Linked DNA regions of Homo sapiens: region 1 is linked to region 2. Evidence: read pairs that join two places in POLR2A ChIA-PET (ENCODE). Cell type or tissue: B cell. All regions are shown on one strand. Each heading gives the region's core, and the rest is flanking DNA. Links, peaks and the distances in the headings are about the cores only. Region 1 overlaps ARHGAP25 (Rho GTPase activating protein 25). Region 2 has its middle 25 kb from the start of ARHGAP25.

Region 1 (2,916 bases), core at 132-2,631, 80 kb after region 2:
CATTCAACACTTTTCTGGGTTTCACAACTCAAGAATTTGAGCTCTCTGGGAATCCTGGTGATGTTTCCACATTTGAGGAGGGTCCTGACTAAAGAAAACGGATGCAAAAACTATCTGAAATTAACAAACACGTGAATCTAGTAAGTTTCCCTGCCTTTATAAAAATATGAAAAAACCGACAGGTATGAGTTCTCAAGTTAACATTTTCCTTCAACTTTTTAGGAGCACGCCTACTTGTGTCAACTCCAGATAACCTTAAATATATAGTTATGTATTGACTGTGTGGCCTGTTATTTTGGAAATTATTTAGGGAGGCTTTCGTAGTTTGAATATTAAATATTTATTTCATTGGCCTACAGCTTCCTTCAGAAATTTCAAGAATATCACAATAATTTTGTGGAAAGTAAAGAAAAAATATTCCACCAGAGGCATTTTATGTTTATCTTTCATCTACTGTTTACATCTACACACTTTTTTCAGAATGGCTTAAGCATTTTCCCCAAGTTGCTATGGAATCTTTTTCTTTTTTTTTTTTCCGAGACGGAGTCTTGGTCTGTCGCCCAGGATGGAGTGCAGTGGCGTGATCTCGGCTCACTGCAAGCTCCACCTCCCAGGTTCACACCATTCTCCTGTCTCAGCCTCCTGAGTAGCTGGGACTACAGGCGCCTGCCACCATGCCTGGCTAATCTTTTTTTGTATTTTTTTTAGTAGAGACGGGGTTTCACCATGTTGGCCAGGATGGTCTCGATCTCCTGGCCTCGTGATCCACCCGCCTCGGCCTCCCAAAGTGCTGGGATTACAGGCGTGAGCCACCGTGCCCGGCCTGGAATCTTAATTGATACATTTCAGCATTTATTTGGTTACAAATAGAAATTGTATCCAATGATGTTAAACAACCAAGAAAGATTTGCTGGTTAGATACATTAGCTTCTCAAAGCAACCAAGAGCAGGAACTGCCAAGAGGTTTTATAAGAGTCTGGGACCAAGAAAGGGGACATTAGCATTGATTTTATCCTGTCTGTTTCTCTGGGAGCACATGACCTGCAGGTACATAATTAGGCCACATGCTGGAAAATCTTAGCTGTGACCATCCTTATTGCGCTGGATTATGAGATTGTGAGCCACCCTTTTCTGTTTTCTCCAGTCCAGTGCTTTAAGCTATCTGCATAGACAAGGGTAGTGGATGTTGCCTAATCATGCACCTGCTCTCTGAGTCAAAATGGTATCCGTGTACTTTCACTAGGTTCTGTGGCTACTGTGATGCTTGGCTGAGCCTTGCCGTAGTGAACTGCTGTACTCTGTCATGATACACATGGGGATTTCACCCTCACCGCACCCCGAGACCACCACCCTGAGAAGCAAGTCAAGCATGAGTCCTGTAGGCGGTGGAAAGTCCAGCGAAGGGGAAATCAGAGTGCAACAGCACTTATTTATTCAAAGAACAGTGTTGCCTCTGATACAGCATCTCAGATTATTATTATTATTATTATTTTGAGATGGAGTCTCACTCTGTCTCCCAGACTGGAGTGCACTGGCATGATCTCGGCTCACTGCAACCTCCGCTTCCAGGGTTTGAGCGATTCTCCTACCTCAGCCTTCTGAACAGCTGGGATTACAGGCATGTGCCACCACACCCAGCTAATTTTTGTATATTTAGTAAAGACAGGGTTTCACCTTGTTTTGGCCAGGCTGGTCTCGAACTCCTGACCTTAGGTGATCCACCACCTCGGCTTCCCAAAGTGCTGGGATTACAGGCATGAGCCACCGTGCCCAGCCACGTTTAAAGTTACTAACCAAAATCATAGATCCCGGAATGTGAGGGCATTTTTAAGACAGTATAGAGTCTCATTTGAGGCCACTGGACAAATCAGACATTTGTTCTTCCTATTTGTAAGTTAGGGAATGTTGGCCTTAAAGGGACAAATGACGTGTCCCGTGGGCCCAGGAGGTGAGGGGCAGGGCCAGGGCTCTTTTGCCACAGCACATTACCACTTGGAAAGAATCTCTAACGTGGGTTGACTAGATGGGAAAGACATGCCTCCCAAATATTGTGAAGTCACTGAGACATGTGGCTGCCACCTCTTTCTAGCCCTTTGTGAAACTTTCTTTTTCCAACCAGAGCCTGCCCCCTTCCCACCACCTTCACTACTACCACCCCAAAGGAGATGGAATCCTTTCTTGTCAAATTACAGCACTAACCTTGAAACTCATCTCCACACGTTCACCCCTGCCTTCTTACAGTCTGTTTTCGACAGAGCGGCCAGAGTGAGCCTGTTAAACCTGTCTTATCAAGATTCTTCTCAGCTCAACATTCTCTGATAGCTTCCTTTCTCACTCAGAGTAAAAGTCAAGGCTTTATAATGATCTTACAGTGCACAGTCTGCCCACCGCCTCCCCTCCCGCATTTCCCTTCTGACCTTCTCCCGTGCTCATTTCACTCTAGCTTCACCAGCCTCCTCAAACATCCTACCCGTGTTCCTGCCTCCAGGCCCTTGCACTTGCTGTTTCCTTCGCTGGGAATCCTCTTTCCCCAGGTAGCTGCATGGCTTGGTCCCTTACCGTCTTCAGGTCTTTGATCAAACATCACCTTAGTAGGCCTTCCTCTATGATTCTGTTTAACGTTGGACCCCTTCCTTACCCCTCAGTTCTGCCTCGCTTTGCTCCTTGGCACATAACCTCTTCTAACATGCTAAATATTTCACTCATTTGTTTTGTTCCTAGCTAGACTCCCCTCACTGGAATGAAAGCTTCAATCTACTTGGCAGGAATTGTTTTTCTCTTTTTTGTGCAGTACCATATCCTAGAATCTAAACAGTGCTCAATAAAGATTTATTAATCGAATGGGTGAAAGAATCAAGTCATTTTCCCATAGCAGCACTATGTTCAGCTCCCTCAGTAGGCTCTTCTCTGTTAGAT
Region 2 (2,916 bases), core at 254-2,753:
ACAGTATTAATATGCTTTGTAAAGAACGAAGGGTTGCCGGAAGGTATTATATTATGTGTTTATAATATCTTCCTAGATAGAAAAAACTATGTAAATCTTTTGTTCCCTTGTCCTATGTGTGCTTTGACTGACCCATGACTACTTGGGCAAATTTTGGACTGCTTCCTTTGGTAGGAAATAACTGAGACCATACATTTGTAAGGCATCTATCTGGCCAAGGTCATGGACATAGCCTAGAGCCTTGAAATCATTTTTCTTGGGGAGCTCTAACTAGTGTAAATAGTGCTCTGGCCAATGACAACCAACCTTTTAGTCTCTGAATCGACATGAAAAAATCTCTTCTTTTGCCAGGGATGGATTTGATCCATAGACCTCAGGACTATGGGCTCAGTGTGCTCTGTGTGTCATTCAGCACTGTGCCCTGGCTTCCCTGCCATCATGCACAATGAATGGCTGTGAACAGGTTGGGAGTTGTTGGGAAAGGCTAAGACCTGTCTTCCCAGTTGATGTGGACCGGACTTTCCTACCAGCTCACATTTGGCAAGAAGATGGCCCTCGATGTGTACAAAGCTCAGATGCAATTTTGTCACTGGGTGGGTCAGCTGGCTGCTCACCAGCTTCAGAAAGAATGCAGTGGAACTAGGAAAATCTTTAGGGACAAGAAATAAGAAAGCTCAAGATGAGAAAGCAGCAAGATCTTTGGAAATTTGGGTATATTGCTGAAAATCTCTCGGAATTGCTGTTATTGGTTCCTGAAAATCTTTTAGGAGAATAGGAACCATGAAGAAAAGATAACATAATTAATAACATTTTTGTTGTTGTTCGAGGAAACAAAGCTATAGGTCCCATTTAAATAACCAAACATATTGAGTCAGGTTGATCAACCGTTCTCCATTTCTTTCCCTACTAAGCCTGAATAAGTGATATAGGTTTAAACTATGGCAGTCAGAGTTTGCATTAAACCTAACACATAGCTTCGGGACCAGAGTAAACATGCCTCAGTCTTATTTCTTTGTGGGGTGGGCTGGAGAATCTGTGTTTGAATTTGGACTTGCCACGGGGAGGCCCCTCTTCCGTTCTCATCTTTTGAATCACCAGGTTCCTTGAGAAGCCAAGATCTGTCTTCCTAGTTGATGTGGACCGGACTTTCCTACCAGCTCACATTTGGCAGGAAGCTGGCCCTCCATGTGTACAAAGCTCAGGATGGGATCCTGAGGGGACAGGTGGTTTTCTGAAAGACCAGCAGAGGGAGCTAAGAAACAAGAGTTTTTTCCTTTTGTCAACTATTCCCAGTGGTTACCGATGTGGATAAACAGTCTTTTCTCTACCAGGTTATGATCTGGAACATATTAAACCAAGATCCAAACACCCCGTAATTTGGCAAGTGAGTGTGCCTTGTGTATCAGTCACTCTGTGCCTCCCTGAGCCAGCCATGTGGTCTTTGTCTCTGAGTGCTAGGAGGACAAATGCAACACAGGCCAGTCTATGTGGATGTCTGCACTGCTTTATGATCCTCCTGGGGTGGAGGCAAAGAGAGCAGAACCCAATCGCATTTTGGATTATGAGACTGTTTCGCCAATAGATTTCTCCTCAATTCTTTTGTTCTAATAAATTAAAGAATGGCTTTCCTTAAGGTAATAGTGTTAACCCTTCTGAGATGCTTTATAAAAGAGTCTGATGACAATCTCTTCATAAAGGAAGCAGCCAATTACCCAGGGCAGATAGCACGGGGTTGATTTTATGTTAGGTCAGTCAGCAAATGGACCAATCAGGTAATTTACAAATTAAAAAAAAATAGCCATAGAAAGGCAGGAAAAAAATAATAATTCAACCCAGAATTGCAATTGTAAAGAGAAAAAGAAATGCTTTTTAAAAAGTACATAAATTTGAATTCTCGAAGAAATTCATCTATGAACAGAATCCATTAAATCTCCAAACAAATGGACTAATAACAATAATTTTGCACTAATGGAAGACCTCCAGATTATTTCCTGGGCATTAGTGGGGAATGATGACTAGAACCAAATGGAACATAAGTATTATTTGAATCAGTCTTTATTCTTCAGATGTGAATGAAATAATGATTATGGACTGAATTGGGCTAAAAATAACTACAGAGCTTTTATTTATTTACTTACAGAGTCTCCTGCAATGATTCAGACTTGGCTTTACTGGCTTCTTCCATAGATAAGCACCAGCCTAGGAGCTCTCAAAGTTGTTCCAGCTAAAGGACACACTCAGCTTTTGGTCTACAGTGACTTCCAGCCTAAGTGGCTCTGGACACTGCTGGAACCCCCCGCTCCATCTCCCTCCATAAATATGTCTCTGCAGCAGGTGAGTGACAGCTCCTTCTCAGAAGGTCAGAGTCCTCAGTCATCTGGTGATTTCACAAGGCTCAAATATTTGGTCCCTGACATAAACTTGGTGGCTTTTTCTAGTTCTTATATAACTGAGAGTTAGCTAGGGGGCTGCCTGCTGCTTGAGATGGAGGCAAAATTGGCTTCAACTCTCTAATAAATGGGCCTATGGAAAGTGAAAACCAAGATCTCTGCTACATCTCTCTAGTGTGGACTCACCTTATATGGTTCTCAGAGTCTTTTCTGCCTCCTTGGACTTCCACTTCCTCCCTGGTTGTCTAGGTCATCCTATGTCAAACTTGAACTTGGCCTTTTAAGTTTCCACCACAACAAAATCATTCATACAGAATGCAGCCCCCTCCCTCTCAATGGCACCCATTTAACTTGCCTTCTTTTCTGTGCTGAATTTGCCGAGGAAATCCAATGTCTTCTCCTTTTATTTGTAGTGCATTCAGCTGCTTTCTCTTCAGCCTTGGTGCTGACCTTCATGAACATCCATGGTGCTGGTTGTGGTGGATGGGGGAGGAATGGAGGTGAATTTTCCCATAAGTCCTTCTCA

The links. ChIA-PET counts read pairs that join two places held together with the same protein. Peaks named below come from ENCODE experiments on the same cell type or tissue, not always from the same donor. Only the 100,000 strongest peaks of a DNase experiment are listed, where the experiment ranks them.
Region 1: POLR2A ChIA-PET joins it to region 2 with 7 read pairs; 3 of 35 experiments call an interaction of 5 or more read pairs at or near these places.

What each region holds. Positions count from the first base shown.
Region 1 is chr2:68,788,514-68,791,429 of GRCh38, forward strand. The region is part of intron 4 of ARHGAP25 (Rho GTPase activating protein 25); the gene reads left to right. Among named protein-coding and RNA genes, the nearest start is that of LINC01888, 42 kb to the right of the region's middle. RefSeq lists an enhancer at 1,362-1,421. In B cell, for the core only: no CTCF peak of the experiment used is centred there; DNase peaks (open chromatin) are centred at 1,288, 2,148 and 2,208; H3K4me3 peaks cover 1,401 bases; H3K27ac peaks cover 2,500 bases.
Region 2 is chr2:68,708,365-68,711,280 of GRCh38, forward strand. It overlaps a transcript of ARHGAP25 not described here. Among named protein-coding and RNA genes, the nearest start is that of ARHGAP25, 25 kb to the right of the region's middle. In B cell, for the core only: a CTCF peak has its summit at 1,269 (motif pointing right); a DNase peak (open chromatin) is centred at 1,327.